Regions from separate parts of the Homo sapiens genome. Here region 2 is linked to region 1. A link is a loop called in an ENCODE intact Hi-C map of the cell type or tissue named here. Cell type or tissue: PC-3. All regions are shown on one strand. Links, peaks and the distances in the headings refer to the core of each region. The heading gives the core; the rest is flanking DNA.

Region 1 (5,377 bases), core at 75-5,074:
ATCCTGCTTTTAAGGCACCCTACCCAGTGTCCTGCTCAGTGACCTGCTCATAATGAGAGTCCAAAAGATGGTAGAATTTGCTGGTAGAAAAAAATCAAGGAGGACCCTTCCTTAACTCGTTCTATGAAGCTGGCACCATCCTGATACCAAAATCTGGCAACGGCACAGTAAAAAAAGAAAACTATAGGCCAATATCCTTGAAGAACATAGATGCAAAAATCTTCAACAAAATACTAGCAAACCAAATCCAACAGCACACAAAAAAGTCAATTCACCACCATCAAGTAGACTTTATTCCTGGAATGCAAGGTTGGTTTAACATACACAAGTCAATAAATGTTATTCGCCCCTCATAAACAAACTTAAAAGCAAAAATCATATGATCATGTCAATAGATGCAGAAAAAGCTTTCAATAAAATCCAACATCTCTTTATGATTAAAAAAAAACCCTCAACAAACTAGGCATCAAAAGAACATACTTCAGAAGACTAAGAACCATCTACAACAAACCCACAGCCAATATCAAACAGAATGGGCAAAAGCTGGAAGCATTCCCCTTAAGAACAGGAATAAGACAAGGATGCCCACTCCCACCACTCCTATTCAACATAGTACTGGAAGTCCTAGCCAGAGCAATTAGGCAAGACAAAGAAACAAAAAGCTTCCAAGTAGGAAAAGAAATCAAATTATCTCTCTTCACTGACAATATGATTCTATACCTAGAAAGCCCTAAAGACTCTGCCAAAAGGCTCCTAGAACTGATAAACAACTTCAGTAAAGTTTCAGGATACAAAGTTAATATACAAAAACCAGCAGCATTTTTATAAACCAATAATATTCAAGCTGAGAGCCACATCAAGAACTCAATCCCATTTACAATAGCCACTCAAAAAAAAAAAATACCTAGGAATACATCCAACCAAGGAAGTGAAAGATCTCTAAACAGAACACTACAAAACACTACTGAAATACTGAAAGAAATCATAGGTAACACAAACAAATGGAAAAATGTTCCATGTTTGTGGACTGGAAGAATCAATACTGTTATAATGGTCATACTGCCCAAAGCAATCTACAGATTTAATGCTATTCCTATCAAACTACCAACATCATTTTTCACAGAATTAGAAAAAAATTCATATGGAACACTTACAACCATTTGATCTTTGACAAAGTCAACAAAAATAAGCAATAGGAAAAGAAATCCCTATTCAATAAATATTTGATGCTGGGATAACTGACCAGCTATATGCAGAAGAATTAAACTGGACCCCTACATTTCACCATATACAAAACTTAACTCAAGATGGATTAAAGACTTAAATGTAAGACCTAAAACTATAAAAATCCTAGAAGAAAACCTGGGAAATACCATTCTGGACATCAGCCTTGTCAAAGAATTTATGACTAAGTCCTCAAAAGCAATTACAACAAAAACAAAAATTGACAAATGGGACATAATTAAGGAACTTCTGCACAGCAAAAGAAACTATCAACAGGGTAAACAGACAACCTACAGAATGGGAGAAAATATTCACAAACTATGCATCCAACAAAGGTTTAATATCCAGAATCTATAAGAAACTTAAACAATTAAACAAGCAAAAAAACAAATAACCTCATTAAAAAGTGGTCAAAGGACATAAACAGACACTTCTCAAAAGAAGACACACAAGTGTCTGACAAACGTATGAAAAAAATGTTCAATATCACTAATCATCCAAGAAATGCAAATCAAAACCACAATGAGACACCATCTCACACCAGTCAGAATGGCTATTATTTAAAAGTCAAAAAATAACAGATGCTGGCAAAGCTGTGGAGAGAAAGGAACACTTATACACTGTTGGTGGGAATGTAAATTAGTTCAGCCACTGTGAAAAGGCAGTTTGGAGATTTCTCAAAGAACTGAAAATAGAACTATTATTCAACCCAGCAAGCTCATTAGTGGGTATATACCCAAAGGAATATAAATTGTTCTGCCAAAAAGACACATGTAGTCGTGTATTCCTCACAGCACTGTTCACAATAGCAAAGATATTAAATCAACCCAGGTGCCCATCAGCAGTGGATTGGATAAAGAAAATGTGGTACATATACACCATGGAATACTATGCAGCCATAAAAAAGAATGAAATCATGTCCTTTGCAGCAACATGGATGCAGCCAAAGGCCATCATCTTAAGCAAATTAATGCAGAAATAGAAAACCAAATACTGCATGTTCTCACTTGTAAGTGAGAGCTAAACATGGACACATAAACACATGTCCATAAACACATGGACATAAAGATGAGAACAGACACTGGGGACCACCAGAGTGGGGAGAGAGGGAGAGGGGCAGGGGCTGAAAAACTACCTATTGGATACCATGCTTATTACCTGGGTGACAGGGTCATTCATATCCCAAACCTTGGCAACATGCAATATACTCGGGTAAGAAATCTGCACATGTAACCCCTGAATTCAAAATAATAGCTGAAATTTTAAAAAAGAATTTGCTGGTGGGGCACCCTTCGGAGTTGGCAGCAAACCAGGCGGTCGTCCCAGGTGAATCCTTGAAGGTAGGGCTGGCCCTACCCAAAATTATGTACTCCATGCTTGGCTCTACAGCACCCTCTTCCTGCCAAGTCAGGCCACTACCACTGTCAGTGCAGCCCAGAGACTTGAGCACCCCACAGTGGCCGCACCTCTGCTCTGCTGGCCCCAAGTAAATGGCACACACAGCATAGTGGCTCCAACACTGAAGATTTTTCCTGGACACAGCAGCCCGTGGCCCTTTGTTGAGCCACACAAAGACAAAGCAGCTCAATTGCGATACCTAGCAGGCTAATGTAAGCTTGTACTCCCCCAAATTAAAAGGGATCAGTGGCATATATTAGTTATGCTAGAAAAAGAAACAAGATAACATTTTTTTTTTTAACAGAAAAGCAAAAATGACAGAGGTGCAGAGTGGGGAGAGGTGGGGCGAAGAATGAGGGGAAAAAAATCAATTTTCCACAAACTACATTCCAGGGCACAAAGTGGAGAATGGGAAAATTAGTTTCCAGAACGACTCCTGTCTACTTTGTCCAAAAAATAAGGTTGACCTAGGAAAGTCTAGTTGGGGCAGAGAAGTGCAAACCGCGGTGGGATAGCAGCCTGGCCGGGTCCTGTGCGAGCAAGGGGGCACACACTTCACCCAGCCCTACGCTCTAAGGGATCCTCACTACCCAGCCCCTGCTCAGGAACCTTGACTGCCTTTGTCATTGGCTGCAATCGGCACAGGGCCCTCTGTCTAGCAATGACAGAAAGTGCCTTTAAATGCAGAGTTTTAGAGTGCCCCCCAAATGATCAAGTACAAAGGGCTGAGCACTGCCTGTGAAATGAGAACTGACAGATACATTCTCTACCCTAAGTGCTCATACAAGTAACCCAAATGCCTTCAGCCCTCTGGATTTCAAGGGTCACCTTTCCTCTAATAACCCAATCACTGCCATCCAAGCAGCCATCTCATATGGCAGCAGGGAGGCCAGTGTTCCCTGGGATTTCTGGGCCTCCTCATGGGCTCCGAACATGTTCAATAGGATCAACAGGACACTGATTTTTCCTTATTACCTCCACCCCCAGCTATTTGGTCCCAGGCTGCACCTGCACTGCATGGGGGTCACCTCCTGCCATCTCATAATTTGATTCTCCAGGCCACCGCATGCACCACTCCCTGACTGTTTCATCTCAGTCCTGGATGCGAGCCAGTGTCTCCACCCTCAAACTCAGCTAAGACCAAACCAGTATGTTAACACAATTTTACTGAAGGTTTAGGCATGATTTATGTACAACATGGAGGTTAATTTACAACTGCTGCTAGAAGTTACTAGTCTTAGAGCTCATCATCGAAAAACCTGACCTCAGAATGTTTGCCCAGCTCCCAGCAGGCTCCATATGGAGGGGAGCAGCTCTGTCTCCAGGAGCCACCACACCCCACCGTCCATTCTTTTGGCCCCAGAGGGAGAAGAAAAGCCTCCCCTCCCCAGGCAAGACCTGCCTCCTTCCATGCCCCAGGACATCCCTTTCCTTCAGGAGAAATTGTAGGCCTCCACAAGGTGTGGTCTGACCACCTGGACCCAGTCCCAACGATCAAAATGACTCCTGGTTTTAGGGGTCACCCTATTGAATAAGGGAAGTACAAGGGCCGCCCAAGCCCAGTCCCGTGCACAGTCATCTGAGAGGAAGAGAGAATGCAGCTCGCTCACCTCTTTTGGCCTAGTTCAGTCTTGGCTTCAGATCTCCCCAGAGAAAATTCAAGAAACGAGGATGAAAACAGCCTAGCGGACAAACAGTAATTTTCCAACATGAACTATTGTGAATCTAGATGTTGGAGGTAAGCAGGACTCTGATGCCACAAGATCAGGCTCTGCTAACACACTAGGTACATTCTAAACAGACACTGAACACCACAGGCTGCAGCCTCTGCTTCCAGGGCGCTTCACTGACGTTTCAGAGATTCCTCAAGAAAAATGGGCAGGTATCTACTGCCTCGACTTAAAGACCTCACCAAGTGGGACTGCCAAAATGATGAATTCCAATCTGCATCCTAGATTGCTGCAAATGTTTGCAGGTCCCCAGGGCAGTTTTCCAGCTCCAACTTGATTTTATAATCCAGTGTCTTATCAGATACTCCACATTAAATACATGGAAAATTGAGAACCCCTTTGTCAAATGTATCCAGGGGAAGAACAGCTGCAGTCCACACTCTTATTCTTCATCTGTCTCCTTTTCATCCAGGATCTGCCTCTGGATCCCATTCTGTCTATCCATCTAGCTTCCTTCTCTTTATCTATGTATCTACCTGTCATCTATATCTACCTATTATCTCTATGTATATCTGTCTACCTATCATCTATATCTACCTATCTATCATCTATATCTGATATGGTTTGGCTATGTCCCCACCCAAATCCCATCTTGAACTGTAGCTTCCATAATTCCGACGTGGTGTGGGAGGGACCCAGTGGGAGATAATTGAATCATGGGGGTGGTTTCTTGTGGTAGTGAATAAGTCTCACAAGATCTGATGATTTTATAAGGGAGTTCTCCTTTCGCTTGATTCTCATTCTGTCTCGCCTGCTGCCGTGTAAGATGTGCCTTTTGCCTTCCACCATGATTGTGAGGCCTCCCCAGCCACATGGAACTGTGAGCCCATTAAGCCTCTTTTTCTTTATAAATTACCCAGTCTCCGGTATGTCTTTATCAGCAGTGTGAAAACAGACTAGTACACTATTTATATATAATCCCATGCTAATCTTTGCTGAAATGGTCACCTTTCTGCATCAAAGCATTCTCAGGCTCTGTCTGTGACTGCTCACAGGTTGGACTTTAAATTCCTAGTCTCACCCAT
Region 2 (5,377 bases), core at 239-5,238, 120 kb after region 1:
TTATCACAGAGATGCCTCCAAACCAGCGGGTCTCAACAAGGGTGATTTTGCCTCCCCAACAAGGGAAACTTTGGCAATGTCTAGAGACCAATTTTGGTAATTGCAACAAGGCTATGGTGGGGGTGCTACTGCTATCTAGAGAGTAGAGCCCAGGGATGTGGCTGAACTTCCTGCAAGGCACAGGGCAGGTCCCATGACAAAAAATTATCTGACCCAAGATGTCAGTAGTGCCAAGATTGAGAAGCCCTACTCTGAGAAACCCCCCTCAAGAGATGGCTGTTGAGTGAATTAATGAGACGTTGAGCATCCACTATGTGTCCTGAGAAAGCACAGATGACTAAGACACATTCTCTCCGCTCACGAGCTCATACTTTCTTCCAAGAAACAGATACAAGTGGCTGTGTTACAGTATACAACATGCTTTAATGGAAACGCTATGGGAGCAGAGACCAAAGAACCACTGATCCCACTAAGCAAGGCATGATTTGAGCTGGGTCCTGATAAACAAATGGAAGTTTGGCAGAAACACAAAGTGGGGATGAAGGGCGGATGGAGGCATTAAATGTGCCTGGTGTGTTGGGGACACCTCCTCTTAAGGAGAAGCAGCTGGAGGGGGGCTGGGGAGGCGCTGGATGCTGCGGTAAGGCCTTGGCTCTGTCTCACAGGCACAGGGTTCAAGAAGGTTAAGCAGAGGGTAACACAGTCAGATCTATTTCTTTAAAATAAGAATATATTAGGGCCCGGTGTGGTGGCTCACGCCTGTAATCCCAGCACTTTGAGAGGCCGAGGTGGGCGGATCACGAGGTCAGGAGTTCGAGACCAGCCTGACCAACATTGTGAAACCCTGTCTCTACTAAAAATAACAACAACAACACAAATTAGCTGGGCATGGTGGTGGGCACCTGTAATCCCAGCTACTCAGGAGGCTGAAGCAGGAGAATCACTTGAACCTAGGAGGCAGAGGTTGCAGTGAGCTGAGATCGTGCCACTGCACTCCAGCCTTGGTGACAGAGCGAGACTCTGTCTCAAAAAAAAAAGAATATATTTATTATCTCTGGTTTAAAAAAAAAAAAACTTCCCTCCAACAAATAATTAGCATAACAATCACCTTTGTAAATCCGCCATGATGACCTCACACCAAAACACAGTGGAATATGCTGGAACCTTGGAGAGCACGCCAAAACACTACTCTGTCCACCCTCACGCACCCCTCCCTTGCCCTGTGCATGTGCCAGATGTTTTGTGTACAATTTAATAATTTTTACTAAATTCGTGGAGTTGTACCACCATCGCCATCATCCAGTTTTAGAACATTTCTGTCACCCCAAAGAGTCCCCATGTGCATTTGCACTCAATCCCTATTCCTACCCCCAGCCCCTGGCAACCACGAAGCTGCTTTCTGTCTCCATCGATTCACCACTTCTTGACATTTCCTATAAATGGAATCATACAATATGTGGTCTTTGGCCTCTGGCCTCTCTCACTTAGCATGACGTTTTTGAGGTTCGTTGTGTGGTAGCATGAATCAGTGGTGTGTTCCTTTTTATTGCTGAATGATATGTCAGTCAGATGTCTATTTAAAAGACTATGCTGGTTATAGAATGAAAGATGGGGTAGGAGGAGGAAGAAAGTAGAGGCCAAGAGACCAGTTAGGAGACACTGGTTGTTGTTCAGGCCGAGACAAAGAAGGTGTGAGTTGGTAGAGAGGCTGTGGGCATGAAGAGAGAGGACTGGGTGGGAGGTTACAGGTCTGGGAGCAATTAGTGTACAATAGGACCATTGGGGAGGCTTGACCAGAGGCCAGGAGCTACATAGGGAAAGTGAGAAGCCCAGGAGAGGTCTGAATTCCCACAGGGCTAAGAAACAGGACCTGAGCTGATTGCACCTCTGGGCAGATTCATACCTGGCTGAAGGAACAGAGTGCTCTAAGGACCCACCAGCCCTGCGGACCCTCCTGGTGGTCTGCTGCCAGGCTGGCTCCTTGGGCTATTGGGATGAAGATAATGAGAACATGTTTGTCAACTGTGCAGGTGACACAAATCTGGAAAGAACAGCAAATTTGGGATAACAATGTTCAAAAACATCTTGGCGGGCTCCAGTGATGGGCTGTGGCAAAATCTGGGCAGCTCCACGGGGGTGAGACCTAGTGGATTATGAGTCTTCTGGTTACCTGTCTGTCTTCCTAGGATGCTGTGAGCTTTGTGAGAACAAGAACAGTGTCTGCAGGACACAAGGAGTGTCATCTGAAAAGGACCCCAACAACTTGCTCTGGGTCTCAGCTCTGGGGGTTTCCCCAATAAAACCTGATCCCTAACCCATACTGTATGATGTGCAGAAATTTATCCCAAGCCCTGGTAACTCAACAGGTGGTCATCACAATAGTGACATCTTCTTCTTCGTATCCATTTATCAAACCAACTGTCATGCCAGCCCATGGACAACAGAAGGCACAGACCCCTTGGATGATGGGCACCTTCACTAAACAGAGTCAGCTCAGATTTCCAAATACAAGTATTAAGCAGGGGCCCCATTACTGCACTCTGTTTACGGTGTCCTCATTCTTGGAAACTGGAAATTCTGATAACATTTACTGCACTGTCTAATGATATAACTAGCATATGCTCTCTGAGGCAGATCTGGAAAATATAAGCAAGATTAACTTTTTGATTAATCTCTCTCTCAATACAGAATACATGCTCAGCATATTCATTCATTCATCCATACACATAGGTACACAGACACACACACACACAAACACATACACACCACAGATTCTTTCTACATATTTGGGATCAACAGTTTGGCTTTTAGTTTCAAATTAAAAACATTTTTCTGTCCTTAAGACTCTTTGAAAACAGTCTGTGCACTCAGGGCATCACACCCCACCCTATGCAGGTTCCATGACTGATGTGCCCATTCCCCTCTCATTGCCGTGTAGGTGGTTTTGGATTTGGGGATTGGCTTTGGTAAGCCTAAGTCTGCAACCAGTACATCGGCTGTGTCTCTCACGTGAGCCCATGAGTCCTTCCCCCTTTAAGCAACCTTCTCTCAGAACCTGCAATCCTTCCTCTTCTGGTCCCCTTGCTCCTGGGTGTGTGTGTAACTTCCCTCTGTTCCTCACCTCAAGGGCAAGTTATGCCCTAGCCCCCTGCTTCCCCCTGGCCAGCTAGCTTCTGTGACTTCACATCTTCACAGTCCTGCGAGACCACAAAAAAGATCCTTCCTGGCTCTCTCCTGCCATCTCCTGCCCACTCACATCTCTAGCTCCCTGGCTGAAGCAGTACAGTGCTCGAATGAATTAGAAAAGCAGGACAAACCTAAATCCATGTGAAAACATGCAATAGGTTTCATTGTAAAGTCCCATGGTTGCTTTGTTCTCAGCTATCTGCATATGACATTATGACAAGCCTGATTTAGCATCTGGAAAGAGACCTAGAGGCATAATTGGTTAATAAGCTAAAGAAGAATCAATAGTGGAATGTGGCTGTCAAAAGAGAAAGTTAGGCTGGGCGCGGTGGCTCACACCTGTAATCACAGCACTTTGGAAGGCGGGTGGATCTCGAGGTCAAGAGATCGAGACCATCCTGGCCAATATGGTGAAACCCCATCTCTACTAAAAATACAAAAATTAGCTGGGTGTGGTGGCGGGCACCTGTAGTCCCAGCTACTTGGGAGGCTGAGCCAGGAGAATCGCTTGAACCTGGGAGACAGAGGTTACAGTGAACCGAGATCATGCCACTGCACTCCAGCCTGGCGACAGAGCGAGACTCCATCTCAAAAAAAAAAAAAAAAAAAAAAAGAAAAGAAAATTAATGCCATGCCACTCACAGCCACCTTCGTGTACCATGTTCGGGCTCAGGACCAATAGGGAAGGCACAGGAAGGCAGATTTCTGGTCAAAATTAAGAAAAGGCTTTGTAAAAGGGGTTGACTGATGAAACGGACTGGCAGTGAGTTGCCCACCACTGGCGATGTACATGAAAATATGGTATTCATTATGCACCAAGATTTTCTTGCTTCCCACATAAATGTATGACCCACACTTCTTAAGAAGTGACTACAGAAAGAGAATACCTAAACAGTCTATGGGAAATGTGAGCTCTGGCTTCTGTGTGAACCTCGGAAGACTGCAGTGAGGTGTGTGGTTGCTCCCTGAGGCGGGTCTTGAACAGGCCCCCAAGGAGTGCTTTCACCAGCGCTTGGGACTTGACAGAGGGAGGCAGCATTTGATCTCATTAACTAGGACAATCACAGGTGGGGGCACAGCGTCCTCCACTCTTCCTGAGCCCTGGGCTAGGAGAGGCCAAGGCCCTATCCCCAACCCTCACGTGGCCCATGATGTTTTGCTGCAGCCCCTGCACTGTCTGTGCCCAGATGAGCCCCAGCAACTCCAGCAGATACTCACTTATCACTCATTCAACACACGTTTCCATCCTCTGGCCTGTTGCGGAGAATGGTTTGCAAGGGTGGTACACTCCTAGGTATACCTAAGAAAATGGTTCCATTTACCTTGGGGAGAGGCATCAAGAAAGCAAAGTCTTACTGGGTCAAGGCAGCGGACGTGTGAGAGGGTGTGTCTGCCAGAGAAAACAGCAAGTGCAAAGGTGCGGGAAGTGGAGGGCCTTGGGACAGGGCTTGGGGAGGAAAGCATACAATGTGGCCAGTAGCTTGGCTGGTTGGGGCTGAATGGGGGTGAAACGTGAAGCTGGGGAGGCAGATGGGGTTCAGAAAAAGAACAGCCATGCTAAGAAATGGGTTTTAATCTCCAGGCCGTGGGGAGCCGCTGAAGGAATGTAAAGAAGGTAATGATGGAAGCAGATTTTCATTTTCAAAAGACAATCTGGTAACACTTCACAGTGAAGTGGAGAATGGATTGAAGCAAAAGAGGCTAGACACAGGATGGCCAACTGAGGGGAGACTGTAGACATTCACATGAAAAGTGCCCGGTACCTTCACTAAAGCAGTGTGGTTTGGGAGGAGAAAGAGGGAAGGCTTCTATCTAGAAATATTGCAGCATGGTTACAAGTGGGTATACAGAGCAGGATGGATTCGGGTGGACTCCCATGCTTTCTGACTTAGGCAACTTCATAGATGGTAAAGTTATTTCCCGAGGCAGGGCAGTGATGATTTCAGATGTTGTCTTGTTGCCCTTGCTTATGGGAATATATGTCTTGATTTGGATTAGAAACCAATAATGTCCATGCAACATATATGATATTTCTCAAGAGTGTTGGATGCCACGTATCTGAGCCATTTCCTTGGTTTAAAAATTTCCTGCATGGTAAGGCCAGACAGGAAGCTTGCTTTACCTGGATTCCTTGCATGTGGTTGTCCTGGGTTCAGCCAATCAGCTACTCCTGTCCTGGACTTTAAAAAAG

Evidence for each region. Hi-C counts contacts between places; a loop is a spot of excess contacts. Peaks named below come from ENCODE experiments on the same cell type or tissue, not always from the same donor. Only the 100,000 strongest peaks of a DNase experiment are listed, where the experiment ranks them.
Region 2: a loop joins it to region 1, with 6 times the contacts of the local background. A loop is called at or near these places in 2 of 110 quality-filtered maps.

What each region holds. Positions count from the first base shown.
Region 1 is chr15:70,510,300-70,515,676 of GRCh38, forward strand. No RefSeq gene overlaps it. Among named protein-coding and RNA genes, the nearest start is that of LINC02205, 7.1 kb to the left of the region's middle. RefSeq lists an enhancer at 2,474-2,553. In PC-3, for the core only: CTCF peaks have their summits at 2,651 and 2,856; a DNase peak (open chromatin) is centred at 2,652.
Region 2 is chr15:70,633,734-70,639,110 of GRCh38, forward strand. It overlaps SALRNA2 (senescence associated long non-coding RNA 2), which reads left to right and starts at 1,516. Exons shown (of 1, transcript NR_126482.1): 1 at 1,516-3,581. It overlaps LOC107984791 (a long non-coding RNA gene), which reads right to left. Exons shown (of 3, transcript XR_001751595.2): 3 at 1,016-5,377. RefSeq lists a silencer at 1,905-2,049. In PC-3, for the core only: a CTCF peak has its summit at 3,239 (motif pointing left); no DNase peak of the experiment used is centred there; H3K27ac peaks cover 188 bases.